Regions from separate parts of the Homo sapiens genome. Here region 1 is linked to region 2. A link is a loop called in an ENCODE intact Hi-C map of the cell type or tissue named here. Cell type or tissue: endothelial cell of umbilical vein. All regions are shown on one strand. Links, peaks and the distances in the headings refer to the core of each region. The heading gives the core; the rest is flanking DNA.

Region 1 (7,915 bases), core at 1,323-6,322, 600 kb before region 2:
CACATTTTTCGGTATCTTTTCAGCAGCACCCCACACCACTGGTACTAATTTACTGTATTAGTCCATTTTCATGCTGCTGATAAAGACATACCCAAGACTGGACAATTTACAAAAGAAAGGGGTTTAATGGACTTACAGTTCCACATGGCTGGGGAAGCCTCACAGTCATGAAGGAAGGCAAGACGGAGCAAGTCACATCTTACATGGATGGCAGCAGACAAAGCGAAAGAGTGTGTGCAAGGAAACTCCCATTTTTAAAACCATCAGATCTCATGAGACTTATTCACTCTCATGAGAACAGCAAGGGAAAGACCCACCCCCATGATTCAATTATCTCCCACTGGGTCCCTCCCACAACACATGGGAATTATGGGAGCTACAAGATGAGATTTGCCTGGGATCACAGAGCCAAACCATATCAGTGTCCATCAATGGATGAATGGATAAAGAAAATGTGACATATGTATAGATAGATACATACATATATAGATACATAGATAGATAGATAGACATATACAATGAAATACTATTAAGCCTTAAAGAAGAAAGAAATCCTGTCATTTGTGATAACATGGATGAACGTGGAAGACATTATGCTAAGTGATATAAGCCAGCCACAGAAAGGCATGATCTCACTTATGTGTGGAATCTAAAAATGTTGAACACGTAGAAGCAGCAAATAGAAGGGTGGCTGCCAGAGGCTGGGTTGTGGTGGGGGTGGAGGAATGGAGATATGTAGATTACACGGTACTGAAACTGTTAGATAGGGTCAGTAAGTTCTGGAAATCTAATATACAACATAGTGACTTAGTTAGTGGTAATGTATGTAAGTATGCCTTGTTTTATGGAGCTTCACTTTATTGTACTTCACAGATAATGCATTTTTTACAAATTGAATATTTCTGTCAACCCTGTGTCACGCAAGTCAATTGGTGCCATTTTTCCAATAATGTGTCCTCACTTTGTGTCTCTGTCATATTTTCCTAATTCTCACAATATTTCTTTTTTAAATTTCTTAATTTTTTAAAAATAGAGACAGGGTCTTGCCCTGTTGCACAGGCTAGAGTACAGTGGCGTGATCATAGCTCACTGCAGCCTTAGACGCCTAGGCTCAAGCTATCCTTCCACCTCAGCCTCACGAGTAGCTGGTTCTACAGGCTTATAGTTTTTGTAAAGACAGGGTCTTGCTGTGTTGCCCAAGCTGGTCTTGAACTCCTGGCTCAAATGATCCACACACCTCGGTTTCCCAAAGTGCTGGGATTACAGGCATGAGCCATGGTGCCTGGCCCCCTGGTACTTTTCTTTACCAAAATACTTATAAAAGGTTAGTATGCTCTTTTGCTTTTCTTCTGCTTTGCAAATAACTAGGGCTTTTTTTTTGTCTTCTTGAAATTCTCTTATCAAATTAAACTTTTATTGCCTGTTTTTAAAGATCTTGCTACTGTGAGACCCTGTCTCAAAAAAAAAAAAAAAAAAAAAAAAAAAAAGAACTGACCTAGCAAGCCACAGTGACATGGAGGAAAGTTAAATGCATATTACTAAGCGAAAGAAGCCAGTCTGGAAAGGGTACACACTGTATGATTCCAAATATATGACATTCTGAAGAGGCAAAACTATGGAGACAGTAAAAAGGATCAGTGTTTGCCGGTAGTTAGTGAGGAGGGAGGGATCAATAGGCAGAGATCAGAAGATTTTTAGGGCAGTAAAACTATTCTGTATGATACCATAATGTTACAGATATGTCATTATATATTTGTCAAAATTCACAGAAGGTACAACACAGAGTGAACCCTATGGATTTTGGTTGATAATGATATGTCAATGTTGGTTTATTGATTATATCAAATTTACCATACCAACTGGGGCTGTTAATGGTGGAGGAGGGAGTATGTGGAAACTCTCAGTACTTTTTGCTCAATTTTTCTGTGAATCTAGCACTCTTCTAAAAAATCAAGTCTAATAATTACAAAACAAAAGCAAAAACCATGTGGTATTGGCATAGGGATAGACATATAGATCAATTAATAGAATAAATAAACTGATACACTTATGCTCTATTGATTTTCAGCAAGCATACCAAGACTAATAGGTCAAGAATAGCCTTTGTGTGTGTGTGTGTGTGTGTGTGTGTGTGTGTGTGTGTGTGTGACAGTTTTGCTCTGTAGCCCAGGCTGAGGTGCATTGGTGTGTGGATCTTGGCTCACTGCAGCCTCAACCTCCTGGGCTCATGCAGTCGGCCCACTTCAGCCTCCCGAGTAACTGGGACTACAGGCTGGTATTTTTTGTAGAGACAGGTCTCACCATGTTGCCCAGGCTGGGCTTGAACTCCTGGGCTCTAGAGATCTGCCCTCCTCAGATTCCCAAAGTTCTGAGATCACAAGCGTGTGCTACCAAGCCCAGCCCCAGATATTCGTATTAACTAGATATTCTTATTCATAAAAGAATGAGTTTGGACCCACCCCCTGACTCCATCTCAAAAATTATATGAAAATTAATTTTTCACAGTTTTTATGGTTTTATTTCAACACAAAACATGCACATGAGCTGTCTATTCCCTTTCTTTGCTGTGCTGCCTGGCATTGCGACTGGTGACTCTGATGGCCAGCTGGGCTGCCCTTTCCATGATGGCTTTGCAGTTCCAGAGGACACATTGTGAGCTATCTCAGGACAGTAAGATTTTCTGCATGTCAGCAGCCCTTCCAAGTCCTTGACAATGCGTACCAGAAACTTCCAGAAGCCGCTGGGCAGCATGTGCTTTGTGTTTTCATTGCTTCTCTATAACCAATGTTGGGCATCAAGATCTGGCCCTTGAATCTTCTATGAACGCAGTTGTCTCTGGGTTTCCACCGGTTATGCTTAATTTTGACATATTGTTCTGACTGGTGGTGAATGAACTTCTTGCTCCTCTTTTTGATGATCTTGGGCTTCATGAGGGGTCTGATGGTGGCCATGATGGTGAGTAAGAGATGGCTCTAAAAATCAACCCCAAATGGATCAAAGACCTTAAATGTAGGAGCTAAAATTATAAAGCTCTTGAAAGAAAACATAAGGGTAAATCTTCATGACCTTGGATTTGACAATGGATTCTTAAATATGACACCAAAAGCACAAGCCACAGAAGGGAAAAAAAAGAAGATACATTGAACTTCATAAGAATTAAAATAATTAATTTGTGCATCCCAGGACACTATCAAGAAAGTGAAAAGACAACCTAGAGAATGAGAAAAAATACTTATAAATCATATACCTGATAAGGCTCCAGTGTCCAATATATACACAGAATTCTTACAACAGCTACAGAAAAATGAACAACCCAACTAAAAAATGGGCAACGATTTGAATAGATATTTTTTCTTTTCCTTTTGCTAGACAGGGTCTTACTTTGTTGCTCAGGTGCAACCATGGCTCACTGCAGCCTCAACCTCTCCCTCTCAGTTATCCTCCCCTCTCAGCCTCCTGAGTAGCTGAGACTACAGACTCATACTTTTTGTAGAGACAGGGTCATGCCATGTTGCTTAGGCTGGTCTCAAACTCCTGAACTCAAGCAATCCTCCTGCCTCAGCCTCCCAAAGTGCTGGGATTACAGGTGTGAGCCACAATGCCTGTCCCCAAATAGATAATTTTCTAAAGAAGATATACTAATGGCAACAAGCACATGAAAAGATGCTCAATAGCATTACTTAGGGAAATGCAAATCAAAACCACAATGAGATTCCACTGTACACCCACTAGGTTGACTATAATAAAAAAAAGGAAAGTAACAAGTGTCGGATGGGATGTGGAGAAATTAGAACCCTCATACGTTACTGGTGGAAGTATAAAATGGTTCAGTAGCTTTGAAAAACAGTTTGGCAGTCTCTCAGGTTAAACACACTTGCTAGTTCCCGAATGTCCACAGTCAAAAGAGCAATTCCACTTTTTGGTATGTATACCGAAGAGAAATAAAAACATGTTTAGAGTCACCACCAGGTGGCACTGTTATTTTAAAATTCAAAATTGTATAATGCCACAAAATGTTAATTTATTAACAATATTGTGATATAATAATTGACTTGGGTTAAGGCAAAAATAACAAAGTTTTCTATAGCTCTCAAAAAAGGAAAATAAGGTAGAAATTTAAATGTCTTAATGAAAATAATGCTTTGAATCATTAAAACAGGATATGATACTCCAATCCATTTTATATTATTAACGTTTTCAAAATTACCATAAAATGGACAAAGTTATCTTCCCTTGTTTTGTGGCTTCTAAAGTCTATGAAGTTTAGGCTGGGTGCCATGGCTTACACCTGTAATCCCAGCACTTTGGGAGGCCGAGATGGGCAGATCACCTGAGGTCAGGAGTTCAAGACCAGCCTGACCAACATGGTGAAACCCCGAATCTACTAAAAATACAAAAAAATTATCCAGGTATGGTGGTGGAGGCCTGTAATCCCAGCTACTTGGGAGGCTGAGGCAAGAGAATCATTTGAACCCAGGAGGCAGAGGTTTCAGTAAGCCAAGATCTCACCACTGCACTCCAGCCTGGGCAACAGAGTGAGACTCTGTCTCAAAAAAACAAAAAATAAATAAATAAATAAAGTCTATGAAGTTTAATTCTCCAATGTTAAAAAGTAATTTTCAAGTATATAGGAGATTGAAAATGCCTGATCAAATTGAAATATTAAAGGATATGACACTGACAACAACTTTAAGCTTAAGTTATCAAATAAGGACTCTCCTAACCCTGAGCTTGCATAATAATCCATTTTTTAAAGTGTGTAATTTAGTAACCTTCCAATTTCTTGACCACAACCCACAAAAGGAAATAAATTATTTATTCAGACCCAGTACAAAGTTTTTATTCTATTTTATTTGAATCTTGTCTGCCTTGTTAAAAAAAAAAAGTTGATTCTAACCTACTAAATAAGTTTGGTGACTCATTAATGGATCGTAACCTACTGTTAGTCGTATTATAACTTGCCATTGAAATTTTTCCATTTGAGTTTTAAGATGTTTTAGGCTTCTCCAGTGAAAAATAATGTTACAAATTGATGGTCAGAGGCCAACAACAATATAATGTGACTCAGAGCAGATGATTTCAATGGCTTTGAGAGAGTCCCACATCTCTTAAAAATTTCCATTTCCTTTACCCACAAGACAGCTCACCCTGTCTCAGAATCACCTGAGAAATCCTTGTGAGCCAGAAACTGTACCTCATGCCTGTAATCGTAACACTTTAGGAAGCCAAGGTGGGAGGATCACTTGAGCCCAGGAGTATGAGACCAGCCTGGGCAACAGTGACACCCTGATTCTACAAAAAAAAATTTAAAAATTAAGCCAGGTGTGGTGGTGCATGCTTGTAGTCCCAGGTCCTTAGAAGGCTGAGGTGGGAGCACTGCTTGAGCCCAGGAGTTTTAGGCTCCAGTGAGCTGTAAGTGCATCACTGCACTCCAGCCTGGGCAACAGAGCAAGACCCTGTCTTGGAAAAAAAAATTCCTTTGGGTTTTAGGGGTGGTAGTTGCTTCTGATAATGTACCAAGCCTTCTGCGTAGAACTCCGAGCTGTGCCTTTTCTTGCTCCATGAATTATTGCCAGTCATTATTTAATTAGTAACTGTTGGATATTAACCTGATTATTGCATTTTAATGTCTATATATTTCTGATTCATGATTCCAACAAGCTAGAGAAACTGAAAGTTCCTCTTTAATACTACCCTTCAGAGATAATCATGTTAACATTTGGCATGTGTCTAAGACTTTGAAATCTTTACATTAATTTTTATAGTTTTTAAGCATGGTGAGATTATGTGTATATTGTATTGTTTTGAAACTTGTTTTTTTTTTGGTGTTTTGTTTTTATTTTTTGAGATGGAGTCTCGCCCTGTCACCCAGGCTTGAGTGCAATGGCACGATCTCGGCTCACGGCAACCTCCGCCTCCCGGCAACCTCCGCCTCCCGGGTTCAAGTGATTCTTCTGCCTCAGCCTCTAGAGTAGCTGGGATTACAGGCACCTGCCACCATGCCCAGCTAATTTTTGAATTTTTGTAGAGACGGGGTTTCAACATGTTGGCCAGGCTCGTCTTGAACTCCCGACCTCAGGTGATCCACCTGCCTAGGCCTCCCAAAGTGCTGGGATTACAGGTGTGAGCCACCGTGCCCAGCCTGAAACCTGTCTTTGGCTTACCTAGTATATTATAAACATCTTTCCACGTTTACATCTAAAACTTTTTTTTCTTTTTGAGACAGAGTCTTGCTCTGTCGCTCAGGCTGGAGTGCAGTGGCGCGATCTCAGCTCACTGCAACCTCTGCCTCCTGGGGTTAAGCTATTCTCTGCCTCAGCCTCCCAAGTATCTGGGACTGCAGGTTCCCGCCATCATACCCGGCTAATTTTTTTTTTCTATTTTTTAGTAAAGATGGGGTTTCACCACGTTGGCCAGGCTGGTCTCAAACTCCTGACCTCAGGTGATCCGCTCACCTCGGCCTCCCAAAGTGCTGGGATTAAGGCATGAGCCACCGCGCCCAGCCTAAAGCTTTTCTTAAAAGTAGATGCGGTCAGGTGCAGTGGCGCACACCTGTAATCCCAGCACTTTGAGAGGCTAAGATGGGAGATTCCCTGAGTCCTGGCGTTTGAGACCAGCCTGGGCAATATTGGGAGACTGTCTCTACAAAAAATTATAAAAATTTTAGCTAGGCATAGTGGCACATGCCTGTGGTCCCATATACTCAGGAGATTGAGGTGGGAGGATCGCTTGAGCCCAGGAGGTCGAGGCTATAGTGATTGTGCCACTGTACTGCAGCCTGGGTAACAGAGCAAGACTCTGTCCCTGCTCCAGTGCCCCCCAAAAAGAAGATGCATCATTTTCCTTTTTGTGAATGTACTCCAAATTGATTTTACCATTCTCATTTGTGATTGACATTTTTTTCTGGAGATGAGGTCTTGCTATGATGTTCAGGCTGGACTTGAACTCTTGGCCTCAAGTGAGTAGCTGGGACTACAGGTTCATGCCAACTTTCCTGGCTGTTATGATAGACATTTAAGTGGTTTTAAAATTTGTCTTTATTATGAATGGTATTTGCCATAAAAAGCCTTTGTGTATACATCATTGCTCACTAGTCATATCTCCATAGAATACATTTCTAGAACTGGGACTGTTTGCTCAGAGGATATACACACTTAATACCCTTTAGCAAGGTTATGCTAATAATTCATACCAGGATTTCTCAGCCGTGGCACTATTGACATTTTGGGTTGGATAATCATTTTTTGTGGGAGGCTGTCATGTGCATTAGAGTATGTTTAGCAGCATTCTTGGTCTGTACCCACTACATGCCAGTAGCATCAGTGGCACCCTCCTTCCAGTTTGTTTTTGTTTTTTTGAGACAGAGTCTCACTGTCTCCCAGGTTAGAGGACAGTGGCATGGTATCTACTCACTGCAACCTCTGCCTCCCACGTTCAAGCAATTCTCCTGCCTCAGCCTCCTGGGTAGTTGGGATTAAAGGCACCTGCCACCACGCCCAGCTAATTTTTTATTTTTTTTAGTAGAGACAGGGTATCATCACGTTGGCCAGCCTGGTCTTGAACTCCCGACCTCAGATGATCCACCTGCCTTGGCCTTCTAAAATGCTGGGATTACAGGCATGAGCCACCGCGCCTGGCCAAATTTTTTTGTTTATTTTTGTAAAACATACCTAACATAAAATTTACCATTTTAACTATATTGAAGTGTACAGTTCAACGGCATTAAGTACATTTACATTGTTGTGCAACCATCACCCCATCTATCTCCAACTCTTCCAGTTTTGTCAACCAAAAATGTCTCTGGAAATTGCCAAATGTCCTCTGGAGGCAAAATTGCTCCAGTTGTTTACACCTTCTCCAAGGTGAATAAGAAGTCAAAAATGTCGATGTCATAAAAAAATAGAAAGAAAGTCTA
Region 2 (5,000 bases), core at 1-5,000:
ATAATCATATTGTCTGTGAATGATGGCTGTTTCTTCCTTTGCAATATTTAATCTTTTTTTTTTGTCTGACTATACTGACTAAAACCGCTAGAACTTTGTTCGGTAGAAGCATGATGGTTGCTATCTTATTTCTGATGGTAAAGAAAATGCTTCTAACATTTCATGTGTATGTCATTTTCAATGGTGAAATATTAGAAGCATTTCCTTTAGTGGGTTGAGGAAGATTCCTTCTGTTCCTAGTTTGATAACAGCTTTTAATCATGAATGAGGATTGAATTTTATGTTTTTCTACATAGGTTAAGATATCTACATCTTAAATATATAGAATGTCCCTTTACTAAAAACTCATAATTCTATAATTCAAAGATAAATTGTTTTACTATTGTGATCATACTATATATACATGATATTATTTTTAAATATTAACATGATCTTGGGAATATTTTATTTTATGCTTGATTTTTCCACAAAAGCGTGTCTTTTTCTTTTTCTTTCTTTCTTTTTTTTTAAATTGAGACTCTGTTTCTCAGGCTGGAGTATAGTGGTGCAATCACAGCTCACTGCAGCCTTGAAACCCCCGGGCTCAAGTGATCCTCCTGTCTTAGCCTCCTAAGTAGCTGAGACCATAGCTGTGCCACCATGCCTGACTAATTTTTAATTTTTTTGTAGAGACAAGATGTCCCTATGTTGTCCAGGCTGGTCTCAAACTTCTAGGCTCAAGCAATCCTCCCACCTCAGCCTTCCAAAGTGCTGGGATTACAGGTGTGAGCCACCGTGCTAGACAAAAGCATGGCTTTTAATGACTGCAGTTTTTAATCTTATGTACATATCACACATTTCCAAATTTGAGACCACTAATGTTTTTAATTTCAAATATGTATATAAATATGTATTCTTATTTCCAATTATTTCCTTGGCATGAATTCCTAGAAATTGATCTATTTAGTATAAGTGCTTTTTTAGCTATATGTCCACTAGTATGGTATGAGAATGCCCTGTTTATGCCAGTATTATCATCATTGAATATATTACTGCTGATGTTGTGGTAATACATTTAAACCAATGTGATGGGCAAAAAAATTATATTTTTACTTACATCTTTAAAATTACTGGTGATCTCTGTTATTGACAAGCTGGGCATAAAAAAGTAAATTAATAGAATTACTGGTCTTTATTGGCCATCTGCATCTTTTTGTTTTGTGAAATGATTTTCTCTTTTGTTTATATTTTGACATATATTTTATCTTTATATGTAAAGGTATTAACTCCAAATATATTTAACTTGAACCTAACCAATTCTGCCAATTGTTTTCTTTTATGGTTTCTTTCATTCCTTTTATACTTAGAAAATTCTTTCTTAATTAGATAAATACTTGTTTGTATTTTCTTGAAGGTGCATGAGGTTTGTTTGTTTGTTTGTTTTTTGTTCTAAGATGGAGTCTTGCTCTGTGGCCCAGGCTGGAGTGCAGTGGTGTGATCTCAGCTAACTGCAACCTCCACCTCCCAGGTTCAAGTGATTCTCCTGCCTCAGCCTCCCGAGTAGCTGGGATTACAGGTCCCCACCACCAAGCCCGGCTAATTTTTGTATTTTTAGTAGAGAGGGGGTTTCGCCATGTAGGCCAGGCTGGTCTCGAACTTCTGACATCCAGTGATCTGCCCACTTCAGCCTCCCAAAGTGCTGGGATTACAGGCATGAGCCACCAGGCCCAGCTGAAGGTGCCTAGTTTTATTTTAGATTTTGATGTATGTTTAAAAGTAGGAATAAAAATCTTTTTCCAAGTGTTTTTGATAATTGCCCCAATATCATTTATGAAATAGTCCTTTCTTTCCCACTGATTAGAAATGCCACTCACATTATATATTAAATCCTTAACCACATTAGAATTCATTTCTGGATTTTCTATTATGATCTATTTTGCCTATTATTGTGTCAGTATCATATAATTTTAACTATTAAATGTATAATTATAATATATAAATAATCTCCTATTTTATTACTTTTTTCTACTCTCATAACTATATTCTTCCAGATTTACTTTGTAATCACTTTTCCAAGTTCTAAAACAGACCTCTTGAAATGGTAATGGGATCCTTTAAAATTTTACCATAGTTAGTCTTTCTAGCTAGGAAAGTGTTTTTTATCTTGCCTTTTTTTCAAATTTTTAAAAAAATGATCTTCAATAAAGTTCTATCATTTCCTGCATATACTTTCTGAATATTTTTATGTTTAGTCCTTGATAGTTCACAAATTGGTATTTTTATGTTTTTTCCATTAATTTTTATGACCAAGTTTTTATATATTAAAAAAAAACATTAATTGTATAATTTTTATCAGATAACTTAGTGAACTCTTTTGTTTTCATTTCATTATCTTGAATTTTCTAGGGAGACAAAAGTGTCCTTTGTAAAGAATAAACCTCTCTTCTTTCATATTAGTAGACCTTTTTCTGCTTCTTTTCATAGTTAACTAGCCAAAATTTTGTTTCCTGGTGACAATTTAATATTCCTCTACAATAGAAGAAAACAGTCTCCTTATATCTGTATAGTACATGTATTAGCTGTAGTAAAATAAGAACTCCAGGGCATGCTGTATAACTCAAAGAAAGTAAGGAAGTGGCACTCTTGCTATAAACAACCTTGGTAGAATTACAAAGAATATTAGTTGTGGTGTGATGCTGCCCTCAAGTGGTTTCATCAAAAAAGGGTGGATGGAAAACAAGACCATATAACTGACTTCAGATGTCAGCCATTTAGTTCCAGAAATATCCAGAATGAGGCTGTAGATAGGGAAGATGGCTGGAGGATCTGTTTAGAAGCAGAAGGTGGATATAGGATATAAATTAATGCTGTTTGGGTTTTTACTATTAATGTGATTTCATTAATACTTACAGAATGGATTATACCAGTAAACCATATTTAACTGTCTCAGATAAGCCCTCCTTAGACATGGAATTGATTGACTAACTTCCTTTGGTGTGTCATGGGAAGCTTTTGGCCATGAGATTGTCAGGAACTTAAGTTCAGATAAATCTCTTTTAGGAAGCTAGTTCATACCACAAGTTCTCTTAAGGCATATCAAGTTAGCACCAAGCAAAGGGATGTTCCCTTGCTGCCTGCATACCAATTATGTAGTTAACCGTGGGAGACATTACTACCTGAAAACTCCGTACTATTCTTTTCTTATGCCATTCAGCGTCACTTAACCGAAAAGTCAATACCCAGGATGAGAAACCATTGCTCTCCCTTCAGGATGGCTTTCTTTTTTGGGAACTTGGCTTTTTGAGTAGTTCTTCATCTGAGCTTATATTTTTCTTTTTCTCTTTCTACTCAAAAACTTATTGAAGAATTGGGGGCAAGTTTATGTTCCTTCCTGTGACTTAGAAACTGTTAAAGCTGTTAGACAGCTAGCCAAGATTCTAAAGAAACCCAGACAAGGCAGGGTGGAGACCGAGAGGAGAAATTTATTCCAGAAATTAACTGTTAGCAGTAGTGTTTCTTAATACATAAGCTATATCATACTCCTCAAGTAGATTCTTTGCTTAAAACTTTCACTGTAAATAATTTTATAGCAACCATGTGAATAACTTAAGAATAATAGAATCAGTCTCATTTGTAGGCACTGTAGACCATCTCCATTCCCTACATGTCAGAGACTCTGGGGGATGAATTGGAGATATTAAGAGGTAAAATGATGCAGAGAAGACCAAGGTCAGCAGAAGTCAAATACTTCTATTTCTTTAAAATTTTGCTTAGGCTACGCCTGGCTATTTTGAAGTGTAAGTCCATAAGATATTTTCCTCCATTGATTAATCTTTATTGATAAAGTATTAGCCGTTACAGCTCTTTTGGGATATTTGGCTATTCCTCGGTGTCCTAGATAATACTAAAATTTATTGTACTTTTGCCTTTGTTCCAGAACTATGCTACATGCTCTATATGCACAGTACAATGAAGAGCTACAGAGTTTAAAATGTGATTGAAAAACCCAGCTGTATCTAATGACTGATTACATTAACTATCTAGATCTCTTTGGATAACTTTTTGTTTTTTTCTTATTCCTTTATATTTCTTATTTCTTTTCAGATTTATTTATTGATGATAAAGGAATACTTTTTGTAAGTAGTAGAAAACACCTACCAACTTTGCCTACTCTCTTGAGTAGACTAAAACTGTTTTTGGTAAAGGATCCTCTTTTAGATTTCAAAGGACAGATCTTCACAGAAGCTAATTTTTCCAGGTACTTACTTAATTGACCAATGCTGTAAATATTTTTAAGAGGTGAAAATGTTTTAGTATGATCACAAGCTTAGATGTTATCAACAATGTTTTTTTTTGTTTTGTTTTGAGATGAGTCTTGCTCTGTCGCCCAGGCTGGAGTACAATGGCGCAATCTCGGCTCACTGCAACCTCCGCCTCCTGGGCACATGCGATTCTCCTGCCTCAGCCTTGCTGAGACTACAGGCGTGCGCCACTGTGCCCAGCTAATTTTTGTATTTTTAGTAGAGACATGGTTTCACCATGTTGGCCAGGCTGGTCTTGAACTCCTGACCTCAGGTGATCCACCCGCCTCGGCCTCCCAAAGTGCTGGGATTACAGGCGTGAGCCACTGCACCCGGCCAATAACTTTTATCATCGTTTTACCTCAACTTTAATTTTAATGATTATGTGTTTTGGTTGGCTACATTTAGTATGTAACTTGCTTTTAGTAAACACTAATTAATGTATTTTTTTTTAAGGGAATGTTTCTCTCTTCAAGAAACTTTGGAAGCTTTTGTGAAAGAAGATTTTTGTATGGATAAAGTGAACTTTTGTCAAGAGAAACTAGAAGATACAATATGTTTAAATGAGGTTGTAATACTGGCTTTCAATAATATTTTAGTAAAAGTAGTGAGGCACATTTTTGTAAAATTTGTGTAATATACATTGTCTACAATTGTCAAATTAAAAAGATTTTATAATGGAATGAACATGTATCAATTAAGAAGTCAAATTTACTTCTA

Evidence for each region. Peaks named below come from ENCODE experiments on the same cell type or tissue, not always from the same donor. Only the 100,000 strongest peaks of a DNase experiment are listed, where the experiment ranks them.
Region 1: it touches region 2 in a loop (11-fold over the local background); 56 of 110 quality-filtered maps call a loop at or near these places.

Annotation. Positions count from the first base shown.
Region 1 is chr9:112,357,750-112,365,664 of GRCh38, reverse strand. It overlaps a transcript of PTBP3 not described here and the pseudogene RPL32P22. Among named protein-coding and RNA genes, the nearest start is that of HSDL2, 18 kb to the left of the region's middle. In endothelial cell of umbilical vein, for the core only: a CTCF peak has its summit at 3,960 (motif pointing right); DNase peaks (open chromatin) are centred at 3,974 and 5,034.
Region 2 is chr9:111,757,932-111,762,931 of GRCh38, reverse strand. It overlaps SHOC1 (shortage in chiasmata 1), which reads left to right. Exons shown (of 28, transcript NM_001378211.1): 6 at 4,084-4,237; 7 at 4,737-4,848. Among named protein-coding and RNA genes, the nearest start is that of SHOC1, 35 kb to the left of the region's middle. In endothelial cell of umbilical vein, for the core only: a CTCF peak has its summit at 2,689 (motif pointing left); a DNase peak (open chromatin) is centred at 2,661; H3K27ac peaks cover 1,260 bases.